2 separate regions of the Homo sapiens genome follow, and region 1 is linked to region 2. A link is an interaction called in ENCODE POLR2A ChIA-PET data of the cell type or tissue named here. Cell type or tissue: OCI-LY7. All regions are shown on one strand. Links, peaks and the distances in the headings refer to the core of each region. The heading gives the core; the rest is flanking DNA.

The links. ChIA-PET counts read pairs that join two places held together with the same protein. Peaks named below come from ENCODE experiments on the same cell type or tissue, not always from the same donor. Only the 100,000 strongest peaks of a DNase experiment are listed, where the experiment ranks them.
Region 1: POLR2A ChIA-PET joins it to region 2 with 13 read pairs; 13 of 35 experiments call an interaction of 5 or more read pairs at or near these places.

What each region holds. Positions count from the first base shown.
Region 1 is chr20:53,705,708-53,721,635 of GRCh38, forward strand. No RefSeq gene overlaps it. Among named protein-coding and RNA genes, the nearest start is that of ZNF217, 120 kb to the left of the region's middle. RefSeq lists enhancers at 2,296-2,345, 5,606-6,507, 6,508-7,408, 7,409-8,310 and a silencer at 9,829-10,029. In OCI-LY7, for the core only: no CTCF peak of the experiment used is centred there; no DNase peak of the experiment used is centred there.
Region 2 is chr20:53,921,628-53,937,555 of GRCh38, forward strand. It overlaps BCAS1-AS1 (BCAS1 antisense RNA 1), which reads left to right. Exons shown (of 5, transcript NR_199019.1): 2 at 15,736-15,928. Among named protein-coding and RNA genes, the nearest start is that of BCAS1-AS1, 14 kb to the left of the region's middle. RefSeq lists enhancers at 9,346-9,445, 13,385-13,886. In OCI-LY7, for the core only: no CTCF peak of the experiment used is centred there; DNase peaks (open chromatin) are centred at 5,124 and 8,844; H3K4me3 peaks cover 3,570 bases; H3K27ac peaks cover 6,665 bases.

The DNA of each region.
Region 1 (15,928 bases), core at 4,994-12,993, 220 kb before region 2:
CCTTTGATTTTCTTCTTATTATTATTTTGAGACAAAGTCTCGCTCTGTTGCCCAGGTTGGAGTGTAGTGTCATGATCCCAGCTCACTGCAACCTCCTCCTTCTGGGTTCAAGCGATTCTCCTGCCTCAGCCACCCGAGTAGCTGGGATTACAGGCGCCCGCCACCACACCCAGCTAATTTTTGTATTTTTAGTAGAGACAGGGTTTCACCATGTTGGCCAGGCTGGTCTTGAACTCCTGACCTCAAGTGATCCACCCACCTTGGCCTCCCAAAGTGCTTGGATTATAAGCGTGAGCCACCATGCCTGGCCAAACTTTCGTATTTTTAAATCATGCTTGACACTGAAGCCAAAATAAGTTCCTTTTCTGGGTGTATTTTTATTGTAATGTCCAAGGATACACATGAATAACTGCACATAATTGTAGGCTAGACCAATATTAGGCAAGCTGCATTCATACATCTCTTTCCTCAAGGCTGTGTTTGCTTGAATTTTCAAATTCTTGGTCACAATGAGTAAGTCAATTTTCCTCATGCGACTTCACCTTACAAGCAGGTAAGTTCTTAACTATATGCAACATTTGATTTCACCACATGTATGACTTTTCTAAGATTGTAACTCAGGCACCAAGGCATCATCAATTGAGGATAAAATTCTTTTGGAAACTCAAAATATTTCAGGAATCTTAAATATTCTACTTACAGATGGGATAAAATGTGTTCTCTGTCCATGGAACCAGAACATGTGGTGAGCACAATTCCCTGAAAAATAAAAATAAAAAACCCACCCTGTCTCTACATTCTGTGCATTTTGCTGTCTGTATGTTCTTGAATTGAAAGATCCTCTCTACCAGTTCTGAGAAGCAATTTGTTATTTTCCTCTAAACCCCTCGGTTGTGGCGAGACTTTCCTCCCAGCTGAATCGGTCTGCTGCAAGAATGTACTTGCGTGATACTTAATCCCTTAGTGGGAGCCCAGATAGAGTTTCTTGCCAGAACTAGAGATTGCCCCTTTTACAAATTCCCCTTTCTAAGCAAGCTATGATAACCCACATTTGGGGCCTGCAACATCCTTTCAGTGCATTTTTAAACAAGAGAAAAGGGCTCCATCTTGTATCATAAATTACAGTAACATCCTTTCTAACCACAGAGGTGCAGTTCACATGAGCAGAAACAGTCTATTTCAGGATCTCATGGGTAAGCTGTATACCCATGAACAACTGTATAAAGTAACTGTTTATAACTCCTAGACCAGTGGCACTCTGGTTAACTGGTTCTAGTGGGTGGAGGCAGAGGAGTCTTGGTTGTGTTTGTCAGTTTCCACGGTGTAAATATTCCCACCATGTCTAATTTTAGACTGCAGTCTGTGAGGATAGAGTTGAAAAGACATGTGCAAAATCAGCTTTCCAGAGCCAGTACAAAGAGTTCTGATGCACCACATTCTCAAACCTTCCTTTGACTTGAGACCCAGAACCGAAATCTCTTGAAACAGCAGCATCCTATTCTTTCTTGGACAAAGTTAACAAAAATGAGGTTTTGTTACAACCATGATATCTTGTCTCCATCACAAAACCCCAGAGGCCTTGCTAATTCTTTCCAAGTAACAGAATTTACCTAAATTGTGCCAAAGTTAATATTAAACCTCAATCACTGTTCTGACCCAGGGCATAAACATCCTGAGAAATCAAATGCTTTTTTGTATTAAATACATGTGTACGCACACACACAAGCTCACACACACATGCGCACACATACACACACAAACACAAGCACACACATATATACAAGCACACACACACACAAACACATACACACAAGCACACACATATATACAAGCGCACACATACACATGCACACAGGCTCAAACACACACATGCACATACACGTACACATGCATTCACACATTTACATACACATATACACAGGCACACAATACACACCTGCACACATACACACACATATACACACACAAAGCATCTCATTAGTGACTCCCTGCTGTGAAAGGAATTTTATTTAAAAATAATTGTCACATGTACTTTAGGACTTGTAATTATTTTAACAAAATGTTCTTGTCATGTTGATGACATTCTAATGACATGTTATTGGTATTTTTGTTCTCCAAATGCGAATGTTTCCCAGGAAACTGACCAGTGGGAAGGAAGGTGGGTGGGGAAGTGAAAGTGTGTCAGAAACTGCAAGTTAGAGTTCTGCTTAACTCAGTTTAAGTTCTAGGGTGACTAACATTTTCTAGGGAGGAAGAGCGTTCTGGTTTCTTAGGAGTAACTGCAAACCCCTTCTCTGGGATCCTCTGAGCTTCCTCTGCATCCTGAGCAAATGCTTGTGACACAGAGTTGGTGCTTTTGATTTCTTTATCTGATTATCCTATTAGATCAGGCTCTTCATCAAGTAGCTGGCTTCTTTATCTCTTTAACACTCTCCAGTGTCCAGAAAAGTACCTGAATTTGTGTGTGGAACAAGTGACATGACTTATTTTCAAAATGAAAATGATACCATTGAGATTTCAAGATTCAAATGAGCTCATATTTTTTATGAATTCATCCTATGCAATTCAGCCCCTTTTAAGGTCTCTACCGTGGCAGCCAACTCTGTTGAAAGTAGCATGGGAGAGAGTGGTTTTTGCAGATGGCTCAAGCAAATGACAAGGGGGTGATGTGTGGGTTAAAGGCAGCAGGTTAATAGTGTGGGCAGAGAGAGGAATGTGGAACGGAATCACAGCTTTGTTGTGGCACTGAATCGCTGTGAGCATTGGTTTGCTCAGCTGTAAACTAGGCTCACATCTAAAGCCTAAAGACGTTGTAAAGATTAAATGAGATAATACGCATGGAAGGCTTAACAGGCTGACTGGTCCAGGGTCATTTTCACTCAACAAATGTAGTTCCTGTCCCTGCCTTCCTCCCTCCACCAACTACCTCTTTTTTTTCAGTTAAGTGTGTTTTTAAAAATTGTGGTAAAATATACGAGACAAAAATCTACCAGTCTGACCATCCTCCCCTCCCCTCCCCTCCCCTCCCCTCCCCTGTCTTCTTTTCTTTCTTTTTTTTAACAGGGTTTCACTTTGTTGCCCAGGCTAAAGTGCAGTGGCATAGTGACAGCTCACTGCAGCTTTGACCTCCCCAGGCTCAAGCCATCCTCCCATCCTAGCCTCCAGAGTAGCTGGCACTACAGGCATGTACCACCATGCCCAGCTAATTTTTCTATTTTTTTTTTTTTTTTGTAGAGATGGGGTCTTGCTATGTTGCTCAGGCTGATCTCTCAAACTCCTGGGCTCAAGCAATCCTCCCACCTCAGCCTCCCAAAATGTTGGGATTACAGGCATGAGCTACCATGCATGGCCTCATTGTAACCATTTTTCAAGGCATGGTTCAGTGACAGTAAGTACATTCACCTCATTGTGCACCCACCACCACCATCCATCTCCAGAACTTTTTCATTATTCCAAACTGAAATGCCATCCCTGTTAAACACTAACTCCCCGGCCAGGCATGGTGGCTCAGGCCTGTAATCCCAGCACTTTGGGAGGCCGAGGTGGATGGATCACAAGGTCAGGAGTTTGAGACCAGCCTGGCCAATGTGGTGAAACCCCGTCTCTACAAAAAATACACAAATTAGCCAGGCGTGGTGGCGTGCACCTATAGTCCCAGCTACTTGGGAGGCTGAGGCAGGAGAATTGCTTGGACCCAGTAGGCGGAGGTTGCAGTGAGCTGAGATCGCGCCACTGCACTCCAGCCTGGCTGACAGAGCAAGACTCTGTCTCAAGAAAAACAAAACAAAACAAAAAAAACACACTAACTCCCATCCGCCCCTTTCCCACCTCCTGGCAACCTCCACTCTACTTTCCGTCTCTATACATTTCACTATTCTAGGTATCTCATATAAGTGGAACCATACAATATTCATATTTGTCCTTTTGTGTCTCGCCTCATGCACTTAGCATAATGTCCTCAAAATTCATCCATGTTGAGGCATATATCAGTATTCCCCTTTTTTTTTTTTTTTTTGAGACCGGCTCTCACTCTGTTGCCCAGGCTGGAGTGCAGTGACACAATCACAGATCACTGCAGCCTCGACCTCCCGAGCTCAGGGCTCAGGCAATCCTCCCACCTCAGCCTCCCAAGTAGCTGGGACCACAGATGCACACTGCTACATCTGGCTAATATTTCCTATTATTTTTGTAGAAGGGGATCTCCCTGTGTTGCCCAGGCTGGTCTTGAACTCCTGAGCGCGAGTGATCCTTCTTGGCCTCCCAAAGTGATGGGATTATAGGCGTGCCACCACACCCAGCCCAGAATTCTATTTTTTAAGGTGGAATAATATTCCATTGCATGTATATATTACATTGTGTTAATCTGTTCATCTGATGATGTACATTTGAGTTATTTCCACATTTTCACTATTGTGAATAATGCTGTGGTGAGTCCTGGTGTACCAATATCTGTTTGAGCCACCTCCTTTTTCAAAAGTGTGTTTGACAGTCTTGGACTCCATTCTTTTTTTTTTTTTGAGATGGAGTCTCGCCCTGTCGCCCAGGCTGGAGTGCAGTGGCGTGATCTCGGCTCACTGCAACCTCTGCCTCCCGGGTTCATGCCATTCTCCTGCCTCAATCTCCTGAGTAGCTGGGACTACAGGCGCCTGCCACCACGCCCGGCTAACTTTTTATATTTTTAGCAGAGATGGGGTTTCACCGTGTTAGCCAGGATGGTCTCGATCTCCTGACCTTGTGATCCGCCTGCCTCGGCCTCCCAAAGTGCTGGGATTACAGGCGCGAGCCACTGCACCCGGCCTTGGACTCCATTCTTACCTAAGACATTGATGGTATGTGTTCCAGAACAGCCTCCAATCTCCCTCCTTAGGATTCCTTGAGTCCAGGAGTTCGAGACCAACCTGACCAACATAGCGAGACCCTGTTTCTACAAAAAATAAAAAATTAGCCAGGCCAGGCACGGTGGCTCACGCCTGTAATCCCAGCACTTTGGGAGGCCGAGGTGGGTGGATCACCCAAGGTCAGGAGTTCGAGATCAGCCTGGCCAACATGGTGAAACCCCATCTCTACTAAAAATACAAAAATTAGCCAGGTGTGGTGGCATGCGCCTGTAATCTCAGATACTCAGCAGGCTGAGGCAGGAGAATTGCTCGAACCCTGGAGGTGGAGGCTGCAGTGAGCCGAGATTGTGCCACTGCACTCCAGCCTGTATGACAGAGTGCGACTTCTTCTCAAAAAAACAAAAATAAATAAAATACATAAAATGAGCCGGGCATGGTGATGCATGCATATAGTCCCAGCTACTCGGGAGGACTGAGGTGAGAGGAGGATTGCTTGAGCTCAGGAGGTCGAGGCTGCAGTGAGCTATGATTATGCCACTATAATCCAGCCTGGGTGACAGAATGAAATCCTGTCTCCAAAAAAAAAAAGAAAAGAAAAATCCAGAAAACCCCAACCCACCCTTTTCCAAGAGGGCTTCCCTGTTTCCCTTACCTAAAATGGCCCCCCTCTGTTATTCTCTAGCCCTTGATTCAGCTTCAGTTTTCTCATGAGAATTACCAGCATCTTATGGTAACGGATTGCAACGGGGTAGACCCCATCTAAATAACAGAAAATATTAGCCTGGTGTAGCAGTGTGTGCCTGTGGTCCCAGCTACTTGGGAGGCTGAGGTGGGAGGACTACCTGAGCCCTGAGCCCAGGAGGTCGAGGCTGCAGTGACCTCTGATTGTGTCACTACATTCCAGCCTGGGCAACAGAGCAAATTATAAATATTGATTTGTTTATTAACTGTCTCCATGGACTACTCTGTCAGATCAAGGAGGAAGGGCAGGAACTTAGCTGTAGCTGTATTCCAGTGACTAAAACAGTGCCTGGTATACAGTAGGTGCTCAACAAAAACATATTTAATGACTGTGCAGCATCTGGTTGCCTTACCTCTGCTTGTCTGCTACCCACTCAACCTGAACCACTGCTGGGGACACACACAGCCTAGTGCAGAAACATGTCTCTAGGTCTGGGAAGGAACTCATAAGCAGCCCTTTACCAGAGTCTGCTGACAAACACCAGTGTGAGGGCGTCTGCAGCCAGTGTGGCGAGCCACATCCTCGAGTTGTTTGGGATTCTGGAACAATCCAGGTGGTGAATGCTGATTCTGGCCTTGCCCTTCCCGGGGCTTGGTCTGACACATGACCCTGATCCCTAAGGTTCAGGGTGAGCTCTGGCTCACACGTGCCAACAGAGGTGAGTAAGGCTCGGAGAGGACAGTGCATGACACACGACAACCATGTTTTAAAACAAACCAGTTTCACTCACTTGCTCCTCATTGTTTTATGTAAAAACATTGCCTCATGGCGTCCACTGGTTCCACAGCCCGCCTGCTTCATTCCTGATACATGCGTTTGAAGAACTTGAAGTTTTCCTCCCTCCTTCCCTTCCTTCCTTCTTCCCTCCCTACTTCCCTCCCTCCTTCCTTCCCTCCCTTCCTTCCTTCCTTCCCTCCCTCCCTCTCTCCCTGTTTTCAGGAGCATCACAATGACCCTCAACTGAGTGTTATGTCCAAACAGGCTGCAGCTGGCCAAGCTGCCTCCTTCAGGCATTTAGCAAAACAGAAAGCCCCGGGAGCAGGCTGGAAATGGAAAGCGGGCCCCAGGGTACTTTACTTAACCCTTCAGGCACTTTGAGGTTAAAAGCGCCAACATGAATGCCCTTCGCCAACTCAAAATTGTATCATTTGGCAGCATTCCCACTAGTTCGTGCAGGTAAGAAATGAATGGTCTGCTTGCTTGGCAGCGAGCTGCGTGAACTTGGGCAGGTCACTTAACTCCTGTGAGCCCTGGTGTCTTCATTTTTAAAACAAAGCAGCTGAATCACTAACAACCACAACAAACTGACAAAGTATCTTGAGCGTGGATGTAACATCCATCAGCTTGAATTCCACTGAACTCACTCTGGAAAGGGGTTTTGCGGGAGAACTCAGGTGTCCTGTGGTGTCTCAGTTTTCCTCTGATGTCCTCAGATTGGTGATTGCAAAATCCACCAGAGTTGCTGGAAACCAGGCGTCTGTGACGCGGAGGTGAGGAAAGAAGAGGGCAGGTTACCGTAAAGCAGTGGCCGATTCCAAGGCTGGTCAACATGCTGAAACCCCGTCTCTACTAAAATACAAAAATTAGCCAGGCGTGGAGGCCTGGTTTGGCAGTGTCTGGAGACATGTTGGTTTTCCCAATGTGGGGAGGATCACCATGGGTCATCTAGCGGGTGAAGGTGCTGAGATGCTGCACAATAGACAACGCACAAAGCAATCCCCACAAAGAATTACCCAGCTCCAAATGTGCACGTGCTTGAGAGACTCTGCCTTTCTGGGGGCTGGGGTGAGCCAGGCTGCGAATGCTCCCTTTCTCTCACTAGCCGGCACCCACGATGGGACTTTAGCTTAGGGACCAGATCCTGGGCCAGGATTTTGATTTTTATTTTATTTATTTATTTATTTTTGAGATGGAGTTTCGCTCTTGTTGCTCAGGCTGGAGTGCAATGGCGCAGTCTCGGCTCGCTGCAACCTCCGCCTCAGGGGTTCAAGCAATTCTCCTGCCTCAGCCTCCGGAGTAGCCACCACCATGCCTGGGGCAGGATTCTGCACCAATTCTTCCCCAAACCCAGGTCCCCTCCTTCCTGCAGCCCCTTCCCCTCCCAGGGAGCCTGCCTGTCAACCCCAGTGAGTCCCTCGGGTCTAGTTGTGTTTGCTGGACTTCATTCATGCACTCAACAAACACTGAGCACCCCTCTGCACCTGATCCTGCCATCGGCAGCAGGGGACAATGATGACCATGACAGGGGACCATTGCCCTTGCTTGCTATAACCTTCCCCAAATGGGATAAAGAGGAATCCCCCGCACCAGGTGGACCAGGGCTGTGGGTGGACAAGGGCTCCTGCGCAGAACCATCAAATTCTTCCTTTCAACCCCAGCCCAAGGTGGGTCCTGGTGCTTCCCATAGTACCAAGTGTGCCTGGCAGAGGTGGAGAAAACTCCCAGGGGTCGGGGAGACACTGGGACCCCTGAAACGCCCCTCCCCTCTGCCTTGTGCGGAGTGGTCCCCAGTCACCTGGCTTGTACTAAAGACCCAGCACCTCCAACTACTGTGGAATGCGACAGGTCAGGTGAGAATGACGAAAGCTGAGCAGCGGAGCTGGGGGAGGGGATTGCACCACAGACCCCTCAACTCCCACACCCGCCCTCGGCCTTTCTTCCGCACAAGCTCCTCTTGTCCGCTGTGCTCTTCTCCTCGCCCTCCTTCTCTTCTTCCACAGGTGTCCCAGAGGCGCTGGCTCCACTTCCCTCCTTCACGTTTTTCCCTCTTAACTCTCTTCCCTGGTCTCTATCTCCAGAGATCTGAATTTCCTTATTTTCTTTCTTTTTTTTTTCTGGGACAGTCTCTGTCGCCCAGATTGGAGTGTAGTGGCGCAATCTGCAACCATCGCCTCCCCGGTTCAAGCGATTCTCCTGCCTCAGCCTCCTGAGTAGCACGGATTACGGGCACGCGTCTCCACACCCAGCTAATTTTTGTATTTTAGTAGAGACGGGGTTTCACCATGTTGGCCCGGCTGGTCTTGAACTTCTGACTTGAGGTGATCCACCCGCCTCGGCCTCCCAAAGTCCGAGGCGGGTGGATCACCTGAGCCACATCGCCTGGCCTCTGAATTTCTTTCTTGCCTTAGGCAGAGCAGCTTAGAGGCCAGTTTCTCTAGGGGTCGCCTGAAGCCATCTTTGCTTCCCACTCTGCAGACCTCCCAGCTGCCCAGGCTGCCTGTTCTTCCTTCAAAATCTATTTCCTATTGGTTTCCTCCTCCCATTACCCTGATCCCACCTGGTGCTGGCAAAAACTTCCTTGGCCAACTTCCAGCACCAGCCTAAGGATGCCATGGTCCTCTTCCTGGAAGCCCAGCCATTCATTCTGCAGCAGTGCATTCTAAGGGTGCTGGCTCTGGAGGCAGACGAACTAAACAGCGTCCCGACTGCACCGTTGCCTAGCTGTGTGACCTGGGACAAGTGACTTAACTTCACTGTGCCTCAGTTTCTTCATCTGTAAAATGGGTACCATGATCATCCCTGCCTCTTAGGGTTGTTTTGAAGGTTAAACAAATGAGTGAATATATAAAATGCTCAGAACAGTGTCTGGCACATAAGAAGTGCTTGATAATGTTGACAATTCCTTTTATTATTATTTTTGTAATCTTCAAGATTAAGAGTCTACTTCTTGTTGGTCGGGTGTGCTGGCTCATGCTCATAATCCCAGCACTTTGGGAGGCCGAGGCGGGAGGATCACTTGAGGCCAGGAGTTTGAGACCAGCCTGGCCAACATGGGGAAACCCCGTCTCTACTAAAAATACAAAAATTAGCGGGGGCGTGGTGGCGTGCACCTGCAATCCCAGCTACTCAGGAGGCTGAGGCAGAGAATCACTTGAACCCAGGAGGCAGAGGTTGCAGTGAGCCGAGATCATGCCACTGTACTCCAGCCTGGGTGACAGAGTGAGACTCCATCTCAAAAAAAAAAAAAAAAAAAGAGTTTACTTGTTTCCTTTCCCATAAAGTATTAAACGCTCCATTGCTGCTACCGAAGCTCTCTACGCATGTCTGCTTCTCCTCACCTATGCAAATCTAGATCTATCATAGGTAGGTCTATCATACAGATCTTCCTCTCATCTAATCCTGAGCTCCTGCTAGACAAGGAGTATGTGGAAGGTTTTCAGGAAACACAGCCCCTTCTCTTGAGGGAGTTTATGGTGTGAAACAAAATTCAGGAAAACTGATCACCCAGGTAGATCCCAGTCTGGCCCCAAGACATTTTGTTTGGCCTTCATGGCCAAGGTCGGCTCCAGGATATGCAACCTGGGCAGCTGCACAGGGCCCTGATCTCAGAAGGCCCCATGCTTGGTTTAATGCTTCAATACTGATGTCTTAAAACCCTTCACAAATTTGAACCAGGGGCACCAGAGTTTCCATTTACGGTGGGCCCTACACGTAATAAAGCTCTTCATAAGTCTGGCTTGCACCATTAATTATTCTTTTTTTTTTTTTTTTTTTGAGATGGAGTCTCACTCTATCGCCCAAGCTGGAGTGCAGTGGTGCGATGTCAGCTCACTGCAACCTCTGCTGCCTGGGTTCAAGCGATTCTCCTGCCTCAGCCTCCCGAGTAGCTGGGATTACAGGCACCTGCCACCATGCCCAGCTAAGTTTTGTATTTTTTAGTAGAGATGGGGTTTCACCATGTTGGCCAGGCTGGTCTTGAATTCCTGACCTCGTGATCCACCTGCCTCAGCCTCCCAAAGTGCTGGGATTACAGGCGTGAGCCACCGCGACTGGCCTAATTATTCTTTTTTAAAAATTATTTAATTACACTTAAAAAGTAGGATGCTGGGGATGATGGCTCATGCCTGTAATCCCAGCACTTTGGGAGACCGAGTCGGGTGGATTACTTGAGGTCAGGAGTTCGAGACCATCCTGGCCAACATGACGAAACCCCATCTCTACTAAAAATAAAAAAAATTAGCCAGGCGTGGTGGTGTGTGCCTGTAATCCTAGCTACTAGGGAGGCTGAGGCACGAGAATAGTTTGAACGCAGGAAGGGAAGGCTGCAGTGAGCTGAGATCGCGCCACTGAACTCCAGTCTGGATAACAGAGCAAGACTCTGACTCAAAAAAAAAAAAAAGGGAAAAAATCAAAGTATTTTCTTTCCCTCTGAGTCTTCCTGTTGGCTGAGAATGGCGCCAGTGATAAAACAGTAGTTTGTCTCTGACTTAAGGAGGCAAGGAGATGTGAAGACTCAGCGCAGTGTGGTGTCTTGGGTGGGATTCTGGAATAGGAAGAGGACATTAATTGAAAAGCTGGTGAAATTGGAATAAAGTCTGAAGCTGAGTGAATAGTATTTCATCAATGTAAATTTCTTAGTTTTAGTAAATGACTTAGGATTACGTAAGATGTTAATAATTAGGGAAGTTGGGTGAATGGCCCGTGGGAACGCTGTAGGTCTGTAAAAATCAAATTATTTCAGACTAAAACTACCAAAGGAACTACAAAGAAGATAGAAGAGTTTACGATGTTTCCCATTCTTCCTCAATGCTTTAATATTATAATAATTAATAATACATACAATAATAATCATACATTTTATTTTGGGAGGTATTATTTAAACTTTTTTTTTTTTTTGAGACTCACTCTGTTGCCCAGGCTGGAGAGTAGTGGTGCGATCTTGGCTCACTGCAACCTCCGCCTCCCGGGTTCAAGTGATTCTCCTGCCTCAGCGTCCCGAGTAGCTGGGACTACAGGCATGTGCCACCACACCCAGCTAATGTTTTGTATTTTTAGTAGAGACAGGGTTTCACCGTGTTAGCCAGGATGGTCTTGATTTCCTGACTTTGTGATCCGCTTGCCTTGGCCTCTCAAAGTGCTGGGATTACAGGCGTGAGCCACTGTGCCTGGCTATTTAAACTTTTATATATATATACATATATATATATATATATATATATATATATATATATATATGTATATATATGTATGTGTATAGATAACCATATATATAAGTTTTTTTAATGAATACATGCCATGATACCAAATTCATAGGTACAAAGGATTTTGAGTCTCCCTTCTGTTTTCAAGTCCCTTCCTGTTTTGAGTCTTCCCTCCTGTTTTCAAGTCCCTTCCCTGTGGAAAACTTATTATTTCAAGTTTCTCATATATATTTCCCGAGTTATTTTATGAATCTGGAAGCAACCTCTGTGGTATGTATTGTGTACATTTTCTTTTCTTTTCTTTTCTTTCTTTTTTTGAGATAGAGTCTTCCTCTGTCGCCAGGCTAGATGCAGTGGCACGATCTCGGCTCACTGTAACCTCTGCCTCCTGGGTTCAAGTGATCCTCCTGCCTCAGCCTCCCAAGTAGCTGAGAATACAGGCATGAGCCACCATGCCCGGCTAATTTTTGTATTTTTAGTAGAGATGGGGTTTCACCATGTTGGCCAGGCTGGTCTCGAACTCCTGGCCTCATGTCATGTTATCCTCTCACCTCGGCCTCCCGAAATGCTGGGATTACAGGCACGAGCCTCCATGCCCGGCTGTTGTTATTTCACAGTGATTTTGGCGTCACTGCGTACCTGCCAGCACCTCCTCACTCTTTGCCGTAACTGCTGCATAGTATTCCTTTTAATGAATTAATTTCTGTCACCGGTCTCCTATGAATGAGTATTTAAATAATTTCTGCTCCTGTGCTCTTACAATCAGTGCTGCAACAAATAAACTTGTACGGTATTTCATGTGTGTGGGAGTACTCCTGAGGGAATAAATATCTAGGAGTTACACACACATTTTGGAGAAAATAATGAAAAGCAAATCTCCACTGAATTTTCCCATTCAAGGCTTGAGAGGTGATAAAACACATTCTCGGAGGCCAGTGTCTTGTTTTGGAAACACCACGTTCAAGGAGGCACCCGTCTGCAGCCCCACAGAGGCATGAGGGCCTGCTTCAGATCACTAATCTGGCATTAATACCCTCCTGAAAGGGGGGCGGAGGACAATAGCACCCAGAGAGTTTACACACTTGAGAAATGACTGGAAAGTAATTGGAGCTGGTAGCCATCTGCCTGGCTCTTTCTTTAGAGAGCCAGCACGTCTATCCACTGCAGGCACCAGAAGAGCCTCATGTGGGCTTCAGTCTCCGTCAGAGCTCACCCATCATTCTGGGGGCCCGAGCAGGAGCTGGTTTTCCCTGAAGCTCTCACATTCATCTCCAGGCTGAACTGGCTTTGAAGAAAGATGCCACCTTACCCATCTCCTCTGTCTGCCAATGAGAAAAGAGGACTTTTTTTTTTCTGGCCTTTCAGCATTTCACAATATTCTTCAAAATCGTTTCTTCTTTTCTTGGTAAACAATGATCGCTACTTGTGAAATCCAGTTTTTCATTTCACTTGGAAAGAAAGACTATTTCATTAGCTCATGAGCTTTTTTTTTTTGAGACAGGGTCTCACTCTGTTGCCCAGGCTGCAGTGCATTGGCGTGATCACAGCTCATTGCAGCCTCAACCTCCCAGGCTCAAGTGATCCTCCCACTTCAGCCTCCCTAGTAGCTGGGACTATAGGCACACACCACAACACTTGGCTCATTTTTTATTTTTTGTGGAAATGGGGTCTCACTATGTCGCCCAGGCTGGTCGCCAATTCCTGGATGCAAGCGATCCTCCTGCCTTGGCCTCCGAAAGCTCTGGGATTATAGGCATGAGCCACCATGCCCAACCTTATGAGCTTTTTCTATCTGTCCCAGCTAGGGGTAATTGTCTGAGCTGCTCACAAACCTGCAAAGCTCAGAGTGGGGACTGCTCTTGAAAGCTATGATGATGATTAATAATAATAATAAAATTATACTAGCTACCATTTGTTGAGAAATTATTGTTTTACAGGTTGCTATGGACTGAATCGTGTCCCCTCCCAATTCATATGTTGAAGCCCTAACCTCAAATGTGACTGTATTTGGAGTGAGAAAGTAATTACGGTTAAATATAGTCATAAGAGTGGAGCCTTTATCTGATGGGATTAGTGTCCTTATAAGAAGAGACACCAGGCCTGGTGAGGTGGCTCACGCCTCTAATCCCAGCACTTTAGGAGGCTGAGGCGGGTGGATCACCTGAGGTCAGGAGTTCGAGATCAGCCTGACCAACATGGGGAAACCCCATCTCTACTAAAAATACAAAATTAGCCAGGCGTGGTGGCACAAACCTGTAATCCCAGCTATTCGGGAGGCTGAAGCAGGAGAATCGCTTCAACCTGGGAGGTGGAGGTTGCAGTGAGCTGAGATTGGGCCATTGCACTCTAGCCTGGGTGACAACAGTGAAACTCCATCTAAAGAAAAATCCCAAAACCTCAAATTTGTCAAGAAACACAATTTTGGAGCTGGCAGGTTGCGTGAACTATAAACTGTATATAATATAGCCATATGACAATGCCAGCAAGTTGATAAACAGAAATTTTTTGAACTATGAAAGTTATTTGGTTGCAAATCCTTTGCAAAAAATGTGTCTGCTCTGTATAGAGTATTGAATGAAAGTATAGCATGTAGATTTTTACAAGCCTACAGGTACATAAATACTTTTGATTTTTCTCAATCTGTAGAGATTTGCTATAAGATAGTCTTTGGGCTAGGCGCGGTGGCTCACGCCTGTAATCCCAACACTTTGGGAGGCTGAGGCAAGCAGATCTCCTGAGGTCGGGAGTTCGAGAACAGCCTGACTAACATGGAGAAACCCTGCCTCTACTAAAAATACAAAATTAGCTGGGTGTGGTGGCGCTTGTCTGTAATCCAGCTACTTGGGAGGCTGAGGCAGGAGAATCGCTTGAACCCAGGAGGCAGATACTGCGGTGAGCCGAGATGGCGCCATTGCCCTCCAGCCTGGGCAATAAGAGCGAAACTCCATCTCAAAAAAAAAAAAAAAAAAAAGATATTCTTCGGCTGGGCATGGTGGCTCATGCCTGTAATCCCCGCGCTTTGGGAGGCTGAGGTGGGCAGATCACAAGGTCAAGAGATTGAGACCACTCTGGCCAACATGGTGAAACCCTGTCTCTACTAAAAATATAAAAATTAGCTAGGCATGGTGGTGCACACCTGTAGTCCCAGCTACTTGGGAGGCTGAGGCAGGAGAATCACTTGAACCCAGGAGGCGGAGGTTGCAGTGAGGCGATATTGCACCACTGCACTCCAGCCTGGTGACAGAGTGAGATTCAAAAAAAAAAAAAAAAGATATTCTTCAATCAACACTCTGTATACTTCTGTATAATTCTTCACAGAAATTATTCCTCAGATAACCTGCACTTACCATCAAACTTGTAATTATCCCCACACATACAAAGTTGCCTTTGAATGTGATGTTTCTATAGAGTACAAAGCTGAATTATTTTATTTTATTTATTTATTTTGAGATGGAGTTTCGCTCTTGTTGCCCAGGCTGGAGTGCAATAGTGTGATCTCGGCTCATCAAAACCTCTTCCTCCCAGGTTCAAGTGATTCTCCTGCCTCAGCCTCCCGAGTAGCTGGGATTACAGGCATGCGCCACCACGCCCGGCTAATTTTGTATTTTTAGTAGAGACAGGGTTTCTCCATGTTGATGAGGCTGGTCTCAAACTCCCAACCTCAGGTGATCTGCCTGCCTCGGCCTCCCAAAGTGCTGGGATTACAGGAGTGAGCCACCACACCTGGCCAAAGCTGAATAATTTTAGATTGTTCCTGTGTGTGAGTCTTCTGGAATGTCTCTGGGCATCTGGAGTCAAAAAGTGTGTTTATTCTTTAGTGAAAATGATTGCCATTGTTGTGAGAGATATTGAAAAATGACATCAAATTGCTCAGACCTTGCAGCAAATCACAGTGGAAACGCCTATTAAATCTCATATGCTCTTTGAATGGTCTTTGTTAATTGGAGCCACAGCACGAATGACAAAGAGACACTAAAATTATGACGGAGGATTGCTTCCTGTCTTACCTACTATATTTGGGTCTATTCTCATTTCAGTGAATGAGTCACAGTGAGGTACAATTTGTTTTTCCAAAGACAAAAAGAAATAGAATAAAAGAGGAGTTGGCAACATTTTTTGGTAAATGGTGAGATATTAACTATTAAAAAAAAACATATTTTAGGCTTTGGAGGCCAGATGGCCTCTGTAGTAACTTTTTTTTTTTTTCTTTTTGAGACAGGGTGTTGCTCTGACGCTCAGGCTGGAGTGCAATGGTGTGATCTTGGCTCACTGTAACCTCCGCCTACCGGGTTCAAATGATTCTTGTGCCTCAGCCCATAGCTGGGATTACAGTCCTGCACCACCACACCTGACTAATTTTTGTATTTTTAGTAGAGACGGGATTTCGCCATGTTGGCCAGGCTGGTCTTGAACTCCTGGCTTCATGT
Region 2 (15,928 bases), core at 4,627-12,626:
TGAGGGAACCGGTTGTGCAAGTCATAGGAATATACGAGATCATTCAGGCACAACAAGGAGAATTCCAGGCAACAATCACATTTCAGGACAGATAGAAAAGGAGAAGATTGCAAAAGGGATTTAGAAGCTTGGGCTGGGAGAGCGGGCAAGCAACAGGAAGGCAAAGTGGAATAAAAGATAGAAGTGGGGAACCTGCTGTACGAGGCTACTGAAGAGCCGAGTAGCATGGGGTTGAAATGGGTTGTTGATGTAAATGTGCCGCGTTGTGGTGGTGGTGGAGAGGTTGTCGGAGCCTATTAATGTTAAAAGGAAAAGTGCGCACTCAATCAGCCTGCAGGTGCAATTCTTTACCTGCCCTAGAGAAATGAAATTCTCATGGGTGCACAGGGAGAAGTGGTAAAGGGTGCCCTTTGTTGTATTATTATTTGTTTCAGTGAAGAACTAGAAACAACCTAAACGTGCATCAGGAGTTCAAGACCAGCCCGGCCAAGAGACCAGCCTCGCCAACATGGTGAAACCCCATCTCTACTAAACATACAAAAATTAGCCGGGCGTGGTGGCGGGCACCTGTAATCCCAGCTACTCAGGAGGCTGAGGCAGGAGAATTGCTTGGACCCCAGAGGCAGAGGTTGCAGTGAACCGAGATCGTGCCACTGCACTCCAGACTGGGTGACAGAGCAAGACTCCATCTCAAAAAACAAACAAACAAAACCAAAAAGAAACGCCCCCTCACACAAAAAAGTGGAGTTATAGGAAAATATAGCGTTATAGATGGCCTGTGCTGCGGCTTCCTCTCCCTCTCCTCCTCCCTCCTCTTCCCCCTCTCATTTCCACCCCCACTTCTTTAGAAACAGGATCTGAAGAAAACGCATCACATATACAACACTAGATACCCTTGATGTTCCTGAGATTGGGAATAAGTGGTTAAAAGTGAATTTAGGCCAGGGGCAGTGGCTCATGCCTGTAATCTCAGCACTTTGGGAGGCCGAGGTAGGAGGATCACTTGACGTCAGGAGTTTGAGACCAGCCTGACCAATATGGTAAAACCCCATCTCTACTAAAAATACAAAAATTAGCCAGGCATGGTGGCACATGCCTGTAGTCCCAGCTACTTGGGAGGCCAAGACAGGAGAATCACTTGAACCCGGGAGGTGGAGGTTGCAGTGAGCCAAGATTGTGCCACTGCACTCCAGTCTGGGCGACAGAGCGTGACTCCATCTCAGAAAAAATAAAAAAATAAAAAAAAAATGAATTTAATGTTTACCTTTATCTTTAAATTGTTGATTATCATTTTAACTAAGAAAGTGCTGTTGTGTATCACTTGTGCAATTAGAAATTAAAGCATAGCACAATGGATTTCGTGTTTTGCAAGGGCTGTTTCAGCAGTTATGGGAGTGGAAAATAGATTACAACATTCTGAGAAGTAAATGGGAGGTAAAGAGGCAGAAATTGAAATTAAGGGGAAGTGAAACATAGGGCTACAGGATGGGGGAAGACAGTCAAGGGAAACTTCTGTGTTGGTTTGCTTTTAACTGGAGTGACCCAAAAGCTCACTAAAAGGGCATGTTGGCTTCTCCTCAGAGGGCGTTGCTGCTACGGTACAGCAATGGAATTTGTTTCTGAGCTGAGATCACTCCCGTAATTTACATCCCAACTCTTCTGATACAGAAAAGCCTAGAAGGAAGTTGGTGTGAAATAAAAATAGTTTGATTGGTAGAATCAAATTATAATCTCTGTATAAAGGCTAAACATTTGCATGGGGGAAATGTTGCTTGAAATAGGATACAAAGGAATGTCCACCAATAGAGAAATTATTAAATGTTATAATAACCTGTAGGGTAGACTATTAGGTAGTTATTAAAAATCATGTTTTTCAAGTTTTAGAAAAATTTTAAAACATGGGAAAATGCTGGTAATACAATGTTTAATTTTAAAAGTGCATGCTATGAAACTTTATGCAGTTGAGTGCTTACAAAATAGTATTTCTGCATAAAGAAAAAAAGAAGGAAAAGTGGTTAAAATGTTAACAGTGGTTCTCTCTGGGTGATGAGGAAATTGGTGATTTTATTTTTCATGCATTTCTGTTGACACAACAATTTTCCGTCAAAAACATCATTGCTTTTATAATTCCCCAAAGGAACTGTTTTTAAAACTGTAGTTTGAAAATCATTTAGGAGGGAAGACAGCCAAGGAAGGGTTCCTGTTTGACAAGCAATCAGGCAAGCAGGCCGTAAGCAGCCTGGGCTTGGATTTTGGAGTTTTTTTTCTCCCACCTTTTCCCCAGATATCAAATGTCAGGCCTCCACACCATTAAAAGGACCTAGAACCATCAACTTCTCCAAGACTGGGTAACAAAAGTCAACTCTTTCCTGCTCCTAACTCAAGGGGGTGTTGTGTGTTCTTAACTTTATAAGAGAAACACAGAACTCTAGGGAGCTATAGACACAAGCTAGCAACAAAGATGTGGCCCCTGTCTCCTCAGGCTGACCTGAACAAGTTGTGTGATTCGCTGAGAGAAGGACTCTGCCCGCCTCCCTCATACTGACCCCGCTGCTTTCCCCAACATGGCAGGAGGCGATGCAGCCTCGTGATTAAGTCTGCAAACTGGGAATCACACACTCCCATTTGGAATCTTTGCTTTTTTGCTTAACAGCTCTGTGGCTTCTGGCAAATTCTGTAACTTCTTTACACCTCAGTTTTCTCATGTGTAGAAAGGAGATGAAGAACCCCACCTCACTGGGTTCCTCTGAAGATTAAATGGAATAACTCCATAGAGGAGAACATGCAACAGTTACTGAATCAATGATTTCATTCTCAGGTTCTCTAATTTTATTTTCTTTTCATCCTGCCTTATGGCCATAATTCAGGTGATAAAATAAGAAAGGACATGGCTGGCTGTGGTGGCTCTTGCCTGTAATCCCAGAACTTTAGGAGGCCAAGATGAGAAGATTCCTTGAGGCCAGGAGTTCAAGACCAGCCTGAGCAACATAGCTCAAAACATTCTCTACAAAAAAATGAAAAGATTGCTGGGCATGGTGGCATGTGCCTGTAGTCTCAATTACTTAGCAGTCTGAGGCAGAAGGATCTCTTGAGCTCAGGAGTTTGAGGCTGCAGTGAGCCATGACTACGCCACTGCACACCAGCCTGGGTGACAGACCAAGGCCCTGTCTCTTAAAATAAATAAATAAATAAATAATAAAAAAAAGGATAAAGAAAAGAGAGTTTGAGGAGAAAGATTCTCTCTCTCTCTCTTTTTTTTTTTTTTTGAGATGGAGTCTCTCTCTGTTGCCCAGGCTGGAGTGGCAGTGGCATGACCTCAGCCCACCTCAACCTCTGCCTCCCGGGTTCAAGCAATTCTGCCTCAGCCTCCCGAGTAGCTGGGATTACAGGTGCCTGCCACCACGCCTGGCTAATTTTTGTATTTTTAGTAGACAGAGCGTTTCGCCATGTTGGCCAGGCTGGTCTTGAACTTCTGACCTCAGGTGATCCACTCGCCTCGGCCTCCCAAAGTGCTGGGATTACAGGCGTGAGCCACCATGCCCAACCCACTGTGGCTTTCTAAAGCCAGACTTAGAGTTAACCAGATCTGCTGAGATCTTTCCTTACTTACACCTACTAAAGGTGAATTTATTGTTCTTTTGTTAATGAATACATCAAAATACTCGTATCTTTTATTAATCTCAGATAAAAGATCACTAGAGTATTGGAGGAATCGTTTCTAATACAACTTTTTCAGAAGAGGGGAAAGCAGCTTTTCAAAATGAAAATGAGGTCACTATTTCGTTCACGTGACTGTCATCTTGTGAAGTTCATTTTATTACAACCTGATCTTATAAAAAGAATCTCATTTTGGTTTAACTTTTTTAGGCTACCTAACAGATAACTTAAAAGTTTAGCTGAGAGTATTTATTTCCAAATTCCACAGTTGTCTTAAGAAATTTTAGAAAAAAAGGCAAAACACTGTGTACAAAACAGTTCAATGTGGTGTTATCTAAAATAGTGTGGTTTGTAGTAATTCCACGTATAATAGTACAGCAAAAGAAAAATGACTTATTCAAGGCTTGTTACACTGACACCATGAGATATCTTGTAGCCATAAAATTGTAATCGTGTTGTTTATGAGGAAAAAGAAACCAAAGCGAAATATATCTGATATAATTTTACATACACAAAGCATAAAACAAAATAGTTTGCACTGAACTGGGGAGTCAGCCAGCGAGCATTTAATTGAGTGCCTACTATATGCCAGCTACTTTCATAAGTATGAAATGGTCAATGTAAAAAATATTTGCAAGGACTGTGTAAAATTAAGATTGTGCCGGGGAATGGGATTATCATGGTTGTTTTTCCGTTCTCTCCTCTAACGTTTAAAAATACGTTGTGGTTTCATAATAAAGAAAAATACATGTCTGAAACAGCGTCATAATAAACGTTGCAGATGCTGATTTTGTGCTAACTTGATGCCAGGCACTGCTCTGAGCAGTGTGTGTCTGTATCTGATTTACTTCCATGATGATGGTATTATCACCATAGAACAACGCCATTATTACCATAATAGCACCACGCCCATTTTATAGTGAAGAAACTGAGACAGGATGTTCTAGCTCAGTGTCTTAGCTTGAACAAGCTCTCCCACTTAGCTCAGTGGGAATCCATGTTCTTAACCAAGACTTCCAGCATATCACACAGGGGTCTGCAATACAGTTATGCATGTGGCAGCTCCTATAGTATTTTCTCGACATTTGGCCTTTGGAGTGGCTCCCTCCCATTATACTGGGGTGTTCTGTGTTTTTCTGATTTATCACTCCCCTAAATCTTTACTCATAGGCAATACTCAATCAGGCATTGAATAAATCAATCAATTCCCCTCTCATAAAAGAGGCCAGGGATAATGTTGTTCACTTTCTTTTCTTTTAGAAGTGTCTGTCAGCTCCCTGAGATTTTCATAGAATTTTTTTTTCCTACATGCCCCACCACTGCCAGTTTCAACAGACAAGGCTAACTCAGTTCACTAGACAAGCAAACACTTCAACTGAGAAGGCAGTGATAAACACAGGAAGTTATTTCACCCTGGGAATATTCCGGAAACCAACTTTGAATAATTGCTTCATGTTCAGTTGGACACAAGTTCACTCCCAGGTTGACTCACGTATGTAAATGCTCCTGACTACCATCTGACTGCATCACACACACACCCCTACCTTTCCAAAATGCTAACTACACAGCATGAATCAGCCGCTCCTGATTCAGAGCCCCGAGTCCTTCATCATCAACCTGGGCTCCTGCCTTTGTCTCCTACCCTCATCCAGTCCAACAGCAAACCCCACCCGCCCCATCTTCTAAATAAATCCAGAATCTGATCACTCCTCACCATCCTGCAGCAGCACCTCAGTCAAATTCCAGTCATCACTGAGCTGCGTGACAGCAACAGCCTCCAAACTCCTCTCCCCGTTTCTTCCATTGGAAGGCTTGGAGCTGATCTGACTTAAATTTTAAAAGACTCATTCTGGCCGCTGTGTGGAGGGTGCACTGGAAGCTCACCTCTTTCTCTGGACCAATTTCTATCTGCTTTTTCCCTTCACATCTAAAATAGGTGCTCCCCGGGGATTTGGCTCCTGATCTTATACATACATGTATATATATATATGGGGCGTGTGTATATATATACACACACACACACACGCACACACACATATTTGAAATGGAGTCTCACTCTGTCACCTAGGCTGGAGTGCAGTGGCGTAATCTCGGTTCACTGTAACCTCTGCCTCCCGGGTTCAAGTGATTCTCCTGCCTCAGCCTCCCGAGTAGCTAGGACTATAGGCAGGCACCACCACGCCTGGCTAATTTTTGTATTTTTAGTAGAGATGGGGTTTTGCCATGTTGGCCAGGCTGGTCTTGAATACCTGGGATTACAGGAGTGAGCCACTGTGCCCGGCCGCTGATCCAATATTTTACAAAGTTTGTGAAGAGGATGACTAATTCGTGGAATCACAGGTTTTAATAAGTTCAGGGGCACTGGGCTCAGCAACTTGCAACTGGTTATTTACTGCAGGGATTCTCAGAACCTTTAGTATCCTCACGTGTCCTGGGGATCCTCAAGAGAAAGACAACAGTGGGTGTTTTCAAACCATGATGTTGTCTCAGATTCCTCCAGGGCTTGCTCCCTTTGTCCTTCAGGTTCATGCTCCATGTCACCTCCTCAGAGAAGCTGTCGCTGGCTATCCATAACATCCCGTCCTCTTTCCCTGACTTAGTATTTTGGGATGTGTGGCATTTATCAACATTAATAAAACGATATCTCTTTTTTCCTATTTATTACTATTATTTTTGCTTATGTAACCTCTTGAATTATCTTTGCTGATTAGTTTCTGCTACTTAGAGTCAGTAACCCAGAATCTATTAATATAACCTTCAGGAGTGTGCATGACGAAGTTATATTCTGTCCTGCTTAGTCTTCAGTGGTCACACGTTTTTTGTTTTTTGTTAGACAAAACAAAACAAAAACCCAAAAACGTGTGACCACTGAAGGTCAAACGTGTGACCCTGCTCTGTTGCCCAGGCTGGAGTGCAGTGATGCCATCTCAGCTCCCTGCAACCTCCGCCTCCCAGTCTCAAGCAATCCTCCCATCTCAGCCTCCTGAGTAGCTGGGACTAAGGGCACACACCACTACACCCAGCTAATTTTTTTGTATCTTTTTTTTTTTTTGAAGGAGTTTTTGGTCTTGTTGCCCAGGCTGGAAGCAATGGCGGGATCTCGGCTCACTGCAACTTTTGCCTCCCGGTTTCAAGCAATTCTCCTGCCTCAACCTCCTGAGTAGCTGGGATTACAGGCATGCACCACCAAGCCTGGCTAGTTTTGTTTTTTGTTTTTTGTTTTTTTTTTGAGACGGAGTCTCCCTCTTTCGCCCAGGCCAGACTGCAGTGGCGCGATCTCGGCTCACTGCAAGCTCCGCCTCCTGGGTTCACGCCATTCTCCTGCCTCAGCCTCCAGAGTAGCTGGGACTGCAGGCGCCCGGCTAATTTTTTGTATTTTTAGTAGAGACAGGGTTTCACCATGTTAGCCAGGACGGACTCGATCTCCTGACCTCGTGATCTGCCCGCCTCGGCCTCCCAAAGTGCTGGGATTACAGGTGTGAGCCACCGTGCTCTGCCTAGTTTTGTATTTTTAATAGAGACGGGGTTTCTCCATGTTGGTCAGGCTGGTCTCGAACTCCCAACCTCAGGTTATCCGCCCGCCTCAGCCTTTCAAAGTAGTGGGATTACAGGCGTGAGCCACCGCACCTGGCCTTTTTTTTTTGTATCTTTAGTAGAGATGGGGTTTTGCCATGTTGCCCAGGCTGGTTTCAAACTCCTGAGCTCAAGCAATCTGCCTGCCTTGGTCTCCCAAAGGATGGGATTACAGGCATGAGCCGCCCGTGCCCGGCCTTTGTTTTTCCTATTTATTATCTGACTTTCCCCGCTAGACTGTAAGATCCAGGAGAGCAAGAGCTTTGTCAGCCTCGCTCTCTGTGCAGCTAGACTGTAAGATCCAGGAGAGCAAGAACTTTGTCAGCCTCGCTCTCTGTGCATCTTCAGTTTCTACAACAGCACGTAACATGCAGTAGGTGCTCTCATTAAATCTTGTTGAATGGACACAGGTGTATTGATTTTCTATCATTATGTAGCAAATCACTGCAGAGTTAGTCACTTAAAACAATACCCATTTACTGTCTAACAGTTTGAGACTCTGGGTATAAGTTAGATGGGTCCTTCGCTTTGAGTCTCACTCGGCTGAAATCAACATGTTGGTCAGGGTTGTCATCTCATTTGAGGCCTGGGTCCTCTTCTGAGCCCACTAGTTTTTGACAGAATTCAGTTCCTGGGCAGTTGTAGGACTGAGGGACTCAGCTCCTGGAGCTCCTAGTTGGCCGCTGTGTTGTTCTCTCCACAGCATGGCAGTTTGTCTTGTGTCCCATACAAAGCCATGGGACAACGTCTGCTGCTGCTTCCCTAGTTCCTTTTAAGGGATCACCTGATTAAACCAGGCCTACCCAGGATAAACTTCCTCTTGATCAAATCAGAGTCAACTGACTGGGGACCTTAGATACAACATTCTTTTACCTTTGTCATGTAACTTAATCATAGTAGTGAAAGCTCATCAATTCAAAGGTCCAGCCAATGTTCCAGGTAAGGGGATTATGGATGCCATGTACACCAGGTCAAGGAGGGGACAATCTTGGGGACCACTTTAGAATTCTGCCTAGCACAATGTGAAGCTTTATATCCCTTAGAATACCTTATAGGATTGGTGGTCCTCTGGGAAATGCTTTGAGAAAGGTGCTTTCTCTTCCCCAATTCATCAACCTCATTTCTTAAACTAGAGAGCATATCTGCAGACAGCTCTGGGGGCTGAGCAGGTAAGAAGAGTTCTGTGGGGATTGTGTAAAAGTGAGACTAAGCCCCAGCAAAGGGGAAGGGTCATTTGGTGTCCTATATTTTGTCCGTGATCCCCCAACTTCCAATATTTCAAGAGAACATGGAAATCTGAATTTGCATATGCATTTTTCTGGTGTTTAAATCTTGGAAACAAATTCAAGTTTTAGCAGAATGCGTTGCCCTTTCCCGAAGAAACATGACTGTAGGCTGTACTGGGGAGGTTGCGTTGAAAATTGTTGCTGAAATGATCACTGTCTTTTGAAGGCTACTGCACCCATATCTTTGACTGGAAACTCTTCTCTGAAGTGTCATTTACATTTCTACTTGCTTGCATGGTGGAAATGTTTCTTGAGCTCAGAACAGAAAGTCCACTAACAGTTTCATCATATTTTTACTCCCTCCTCATAGTCACACGTCCTTCCTGGTGGGGTTAAGGGTTTTCACATACACCTGTTCAACCAACCTCAGACCTCAGTGATGTTTATGACTTGTTCTGTCTCTGTCACTTTCCTAACATCCAACTATCATGGGGTGAAAAAAATCGCTCTTAGAAAAGCTGCTTGAAGCCCTCTCTCTCCTGGCAGGAGGGCAGGAGGATGTATTTATGGAGAAAGTTTGCTTTTTCCTTGGAAAATCATGCTAATAGAACTTGAATTACAGAATTTAAAGCCTGTCAGGGAGGAAAGTGACAAATTAACCTACTTGGAAGAGAAATGGAAAAGCAGGTCTTATGAATGATCAGATTCTGTCACTTCCCTGCCCAAAATGCTCTAGCATCTTCCTATCAAGTTCAGGCTAAAATCCAGGTCTTACCATCATGGTTACAAGGTCTTTCTGGTTTCTGACAGCCTGTCCAACATTATCCAAGGGCACACGAGCTCTTTTCAATGTGTCAAATGTGCATTCACCTTAGGGCTTGTACAGTACCTCTTCCTTTTGTCTGGAATGCTTTTCTTCCTCATATTTGCATGATTCACTCCCCAGTCTATGAAACTCTGTGGTCAAATGTCATCTTAAAAGAGCCTTTCCCTGATCAACCCAACTAAATTCACATGCCCTTTTCTCGGTATTACTCCACTTTTTCATTTACTAATAGCATATTCCAGTTTTTGACATCTTATCACTAGTTGTTTGTTTATTGCCTGTTTCCTGTACCAAAATATAAGCTCCTTGAAGGGAAGAACTTTGTTTTGTTCACTTCTTTATTCTAAGAAATTAGAACAGTGCCTTATCCACAGCATAGATTCTCAGTAAATATTTATTCAATGAATGAACGAATGCAAGGATGGATGAACAAATGAATGGTAGGTCTGTTAATCTATCAATAAGAGGTGTTGCATCTCTGCAAAGAGATGTTTTGTTGTACATTTATTTTCTTTTCATAACTGTCTTTATTATCTCCTTGTTTCTAATTTTTCTAGGTTTGATTGCTTTTATTTTTCTAATTTTCTAAAGTGTGTGCTTAGGTCATTGATTTTCTTCCTCTCTTGTTAGCTAATATGTGTATTTAAAGATAAACATTTCCCTATAAGCACAGCTTTAGCTGAATCCTACATTTTGATATGTCAAATAAATATTTTCTAATTTCTACTGTGATTTCTCTTAAATCATGAGCTATTTGGATTGCTTTGCCTCATTTTCAATTATTTAGACATTTTCTTATCCTTAGTTATTGGTTTCTAGCTAATTCCACTGTAGTCAGAGAACATATTGTGTGTTTTTAGCATTTGAAGTTTGTTGAGACCTACTCCATAGTCCAGCATGTGACAACTTTTGTTAAATGTTCCGTGTGCACTTAGAAAAAGAAGAGGTAGTGTGCAGTTATTGGTTGGTTTGTTCTACAAATGTCAGTTAGGCTGAGTGTGTAAATAGTGCTGGTCAAAATTTCTCCATTCTTACTGACTTAAATTATCTTTTTGTTTATCAGTTGCTGATAGAAATAGGTTAAAGCCTACTTCTATAATTGTGGATTTATTTCTCCTTTTAGATCTGGCAGTTTCTGCTTTATGTATATTGAAACTATTCTAGCAGGTACTGTAGATTTAGAATTGCTTTTTCTTGTAGGATTGACCCTTTTTGTTATTATAAGATAATCCTCTTTACCTTTTATATTGTTTCTTTTCTTAAAGTGTATTTCATCTGATACTAGAATAGCTACACTAGCTTTCTTTTGATTAGTATGTTCATGAAATATCTGTTTCTATCTTTATTTTCATCTTTTCTGTGTGCTTATATTAGGTCTTATCTCTTGTAAGAAGATTATATTTGGGTTTTTTTTTAATTTAGCATAAAATCTGTCTTTTAGTTGGAATATTTAGTCTATTTACACTTAAAGTAATTATTAGTATAGTACTATCACAATATTAATATATTACTATTTTAATTAGTTTCAACTTTTACCAGTTCCCCCTTTTCTCCCTTCTGACCTTTTAAATTAATGAGGTCTTTTTTCAATCATTGTGCTTCTCCTATTAGCTTGTTTTTTCTATATTTTTTATTACCTTATAGATTACAATGATAATTCCTGACTTATCAGAGTCTAATAAAATTAGTACATTTGCTAGCTCTCAGGCAATAAAATAATTTGGAACATGTTTAGTACCGTTTTTTTCTTGACTACCTTTTGTGTTATTGCTACCATGTATTTGAACTCTACATATATTTTATTTTATTTTATGTTTTATTTCTTTTTGAGATGGAGGCTTGCTCTGTCGCCCAGGCTGGAGTGCAGTGGCACAATCTTGGCTTGCTGCAACCTCTGCCTCCCGGGTTCAAGTGATTCTCCTGCCTCAGCCTCCCGAGCAGCTGGGATTACAGGCATGCACCACCATGCCTGCCTAATTTTTGTATTTTTAGTAGAAATGGGGTTTCACCATGTTGGCCAGGCTGGTCTCAAACTCCTGACCTGAAGTGATCCACCCACTTTGGCCTCCCAAAGTGCTGGAATTACAGGTGTGAGCCACCACACTTGGCCTTCTATATATTTTTTAAATCCCAGAAGACATTATTATGATCTTTTAATAGAGTTGGTATTCGTTTAGATTTACCGACACATTTGTCCTTCTGTTGCTTTTAATTCTTTCCTATGTTTTTATTCTTCCATCTGAGATCATTTTATTTTTTTCTTAAAGAGTATCTTTTAGTATTTCTTTTAGTAAGGACCTGCTGGTAATATAGAATTTAGTTTTTGTTTATCTGAAAACATAGCAATCTTCAATTTTGATAGCTATTTCTTACTGGGTGTAGAACTATAGGTTGGCAGGGTTTTTTTTAAACCCCTTTTGTTTTTCTTTCTTCTTTTCTTTCTTTTTCTTTTCCATCTTATCTTTTTTTTTTTTTTTTAAGGAGTTTGTCCTCAGACTTTGATTAGTTCTGCTGAATCAGCTGTCAGTCTTATTGTTGCTTTCAATTGAAGTGGAGCACTGCATCTCTCTTTTAGGATGCCTTCGAGGTATTTGTCTAGCTTTCATGTTTGTACTCAGTAGGTAAGATGGTCTGCAACTATGTAGCCATTTTTCCCAAGAGAAATTTCACATATTAAATGGCTTTGGTTTTCCACAGATGATGTTAGAGATAGCAAGTGGAGGTAGAGGGAATGAAGGGAGATCAAATCAAGAGAGGTTAAGATAGAGGAAGTAGCTTTACCTAAGGTGAGTAGACCCTAGACAACTGGCAGAACGCTGGGCCAAAGGAAAGATATAGGGGGCAGGATGGCATTTTCTGCAGATAAATGACCCCAGAAATTCAGACACTGTGATATCCAATATTCACTTTATATCTCTCTTTATTGTGTTGTATTTCCCTTAAGTAAGTGAGGTTCAGAGAGGATAATCAGCTTGTCCAACATCAAACAGCCGGTCAGAGTGACAGGCTGACATTCAAACTCATGCCAGTAGACTCTAGATCCCACACCTTTCGCTGCTGAACTATATTAAAGATCAGAGGCTTTTAAAGTTTTCTTATTACAAATCATAATAAGAAATACATTTTGAGTCTATACACATACATTAGTAATCAAAACAAACCTTCCACTAATGGATGTTAACCATATTACCCGTGATGCACCATGAGCTTTCTGTTGTATTCTATTCTATTCCATTCTGTTCCATTCCATTTCATTTGCTGGATCAACATAAGTGGGTTGGGCCCTGGCTTCAAATAAAAACCACTGCTAAAGACAGGAACTTACCTTAAAGGTTAAAAAAAGTACATAACTCCGATTAGCCAAGAAAAACTCAGAAAGTGAGAAGGAAGGGCAAAAAAAAAAAAAAAAAAGTCACTTCTTTTTGTCTTTCAGGAATTTTAATAATAAAACAGCTTTGGATCACCTATTTTAGATTCTTCTAGTAGACAGCCCCCAGTAGATTCCTTAACTTTTCAAATGGCATTGAAAAAGCGAGGAAGTTATTTCACCTCTTTGGGAGGCTGTCTCAGTCCTCTCTATCCATTGGAGGGCAGGGCAGCCACTCAATAAGTGTCTGTTGCATGAGTCAAGTAAAGGATCAGACCGGGGTGTCTCAGAGCCTTCCCTGCTCTTCTATTCTCTGTTAAGCCACTGAATGAAGAAGGCTGCCACATTTTCCTCTGGGTCAATATCAACAGCAAAACAATATCCCAGAACGGTCATTTCTGGGACAATAAATAGTTTTCCAGAGCTGCTATCTTAGGCCTCTCTGCCACTAAGGGATTAAAGAGAAATGCACACCCCTCCAGAATTTCCTGTCCTGTCTTGCGGTTAACTTAAAACATTTTCAACTCCCGCCTCCCCCTTTCTCACCATCTCTCTTCATGGTTAAAGAGGTTATAAATTTGCAAAGGAAATGATTAAGCAAATCCAGAAAATTTGGCCATGGGACCTGATTTTTCAAGGCCTTAGTTTTTGAAAGCTGAAGAAATCTGTCCACTGAAGGATTTGCACATGAGTTTTTTAGTCTTAGGGCTGGGGCATAATTTCCTGTTTTTGTATTCTCAAAACTGTTAAGCTACTTGTGAACAACTGGCCAGCAAAGATAGGGAGGGGGCAGGGGATGCGGAGAGAGGGTTGTGAGCCCAGAGGGGAGGAGAAAGGCTGTTTCTCCTCAGTTCTCACAGAACCTCTATGAAAATAGAAAGATTTATTTATTTATTTACTTTAAAGACTGTGAAGTAGAGACAAGGGGTAGATTCTAGACATTGAAGTTGGAGGTGTGAGTGGTAAAGAGGAGAAGAAACATGTTTTAGCAGGAACTTGAATAAGCTGATTGAAACTCAAAGAACAGTCTGTTTCCATAAGCATGAACATTTCTTAGACACTCATTTTGTGCTTTGCATGGAATACATCGTTAAATCCCCACAGCAACTCAGTGAGGTGGATTCTACTAGTGTCTCCACTTTATGGATGTGAAAGTGAAGCTGGAAGAAGTTAAGGAACCTGCTCAAAGCCACGTGGCTAGCAAGTAGCACCACTGGGATTGCAACCAAGGCTGTTTGGACCCAGAGCCTGTGTTCATAGCTACTGCTCTCTTCTGAAGATAAAGGAGGAGACAAGGATGTCAGCATGACCATAGCATACATGTTCATTTATTTAGAGCCAGGGAAGGGGGTGGGACACTAATCAAGGTTGCCCCTTCCCTTCACTTCCCTTCCCTTCCCTTCCCTTCCCTTCCCTCCCCTCCCTTCTCCTCCCCTCCCCTCCCCTTCCCTTCCCTTTTTTCTCCTCTTAAAGCCACCAACTGTGCTAGGTATTTGTATGTTTACTCTCAGATCATTTTTCCAAGCTTCTCTTCAAACTGCATTTCCCAGGTTCCATTACCAACTGGCTTCTGGTTAAGTTCAGCCAGTGGGCGGCACTGACACGTATTTTTCCTGCCTCCTCCCTCCAGTCAACAAAAAGGTACTGCTTGCAGAAGCCTCCATTGGGTTCCAGCTACCCTCAAGCAGCCTCACCCCCATCCACATGGGGTTCTATTTCCCACAGGGTGCCGGGTTCCCTAGCTCCAGAAGCATCACCTCTTCCCTTTGGCTGTGTGTCTCTAGTGGTGGTTCTTTTTGTAGCCTATTTCTATTTCTTTCTTTCTTTTTTTTTTTAAATTATACTTTAAGTTTTAGGGTACATGTGCACAATGTGCAGGTTAGTTACATAGGTATACATGTGCCATGTTCTATTTCTAATCTCCGGGTGGGCCTCACGGCCCCATGGTTGTCTTTTCAACTCTTCCAGTACCTTTAAAACTAGCACCCATATTAATGTCCTTCTATTCAGCTCCTTGTCATGGGATAGAGGTTCCCGAGAAAACCCTAAGACACAGATCACAGATTTTTCTTTTTTTTTTTTGGAACAAAGTCTCGCTCTTGTCCCCCAGGCTGGAGTGCGATGGTGTGATCTCGGTTCATGGCAACCTCTGCCTCCCGGGTTCAAGGGATTCTCCTGCCTCAGCCCCCCGAGTAGCTGGGATTACAGGCGTCTGCCACCACACCCGGCTAATTTTTGTATTTTTAGTAGAGATGGGATTCTCCTTCCTCAGCCCCCCGAGTAGCTGGGATTACAGGCGTCTGCCACCACACCCGGCTAATTTTTGTATTTTTAGTAGAGATGGGGTTTTACCATGTTGGCCAGGCTGGTCTAGAACTCCTGACCTCAGGTGATCCACCCGTCTTGGCCTCCCAAAGTGCTGGGATTACAGGCGTGAGCCACCGCGCCTGGCCGACACAGAGGTTTTTAACCTAAGACACAGACCCTGAGACAAAAACTTAGGTGCAAGTAGTTTATTTGGGAAGTGATCCCAGGAAGCACAAAAGGTGGGGTGGGGGGGCGTGCTCATGAGTATGTTACTGCTGTGGGTGACGGGTGGCTCGGTCTTGCTGAGGACCCTTGAGAGAACACAAAGACGACCCCTCAACATTGTCCCACTGAGAGATGGGGCAGCTGAGGTGTTTACCTTTCCTCTCCCATCTTTCACTGATTGAGAATTGTCCTTCGGGGCATAAAATTTCAGGTATTTTCAAAATGCCATGCAGGTGGGCTAAACAAGCTCCTACAGCCCCTGGAGAAAGCCACCGAGAGGAAAAGCAAAGAACGAGGAGTTTTGGGGTGGGAAGCTGTCAGTGCTGCAGGTAAACTCGGGTAGTCTGAAGACGATGGGGCAGGGCAGCCACAGCACCTACTGCCATGGCGACTTGGCCACCGTTATAAGTAGATGCAACTGTACAACCAAGGATAGCCAAGGGTGGACCTGAGCCCCCTCTCCAGAAATTCTGCCTTACTTTAGAATGGGGTGAACAGCAGGGAAAATGAACATTTTTCTTTGCTTTTTCTCCTCCCTCCTTTCTTTTTTCTAGATAAGCCAGCCAGCCAACTGCTTATGAGGATAAGGAGAAACTGGGGCAAAGTTTAAGGATGTCGCAAAGTCTGGGTGGCCTTCAGTCCATGAAAGAGAACACATCTGTTCTATCTCAGGCTGAGGTCATCTGCATCCTCATCAATAAGCTGACTGAGCACTCATTACCTGCCAGACACGGTGCCTACATGCTC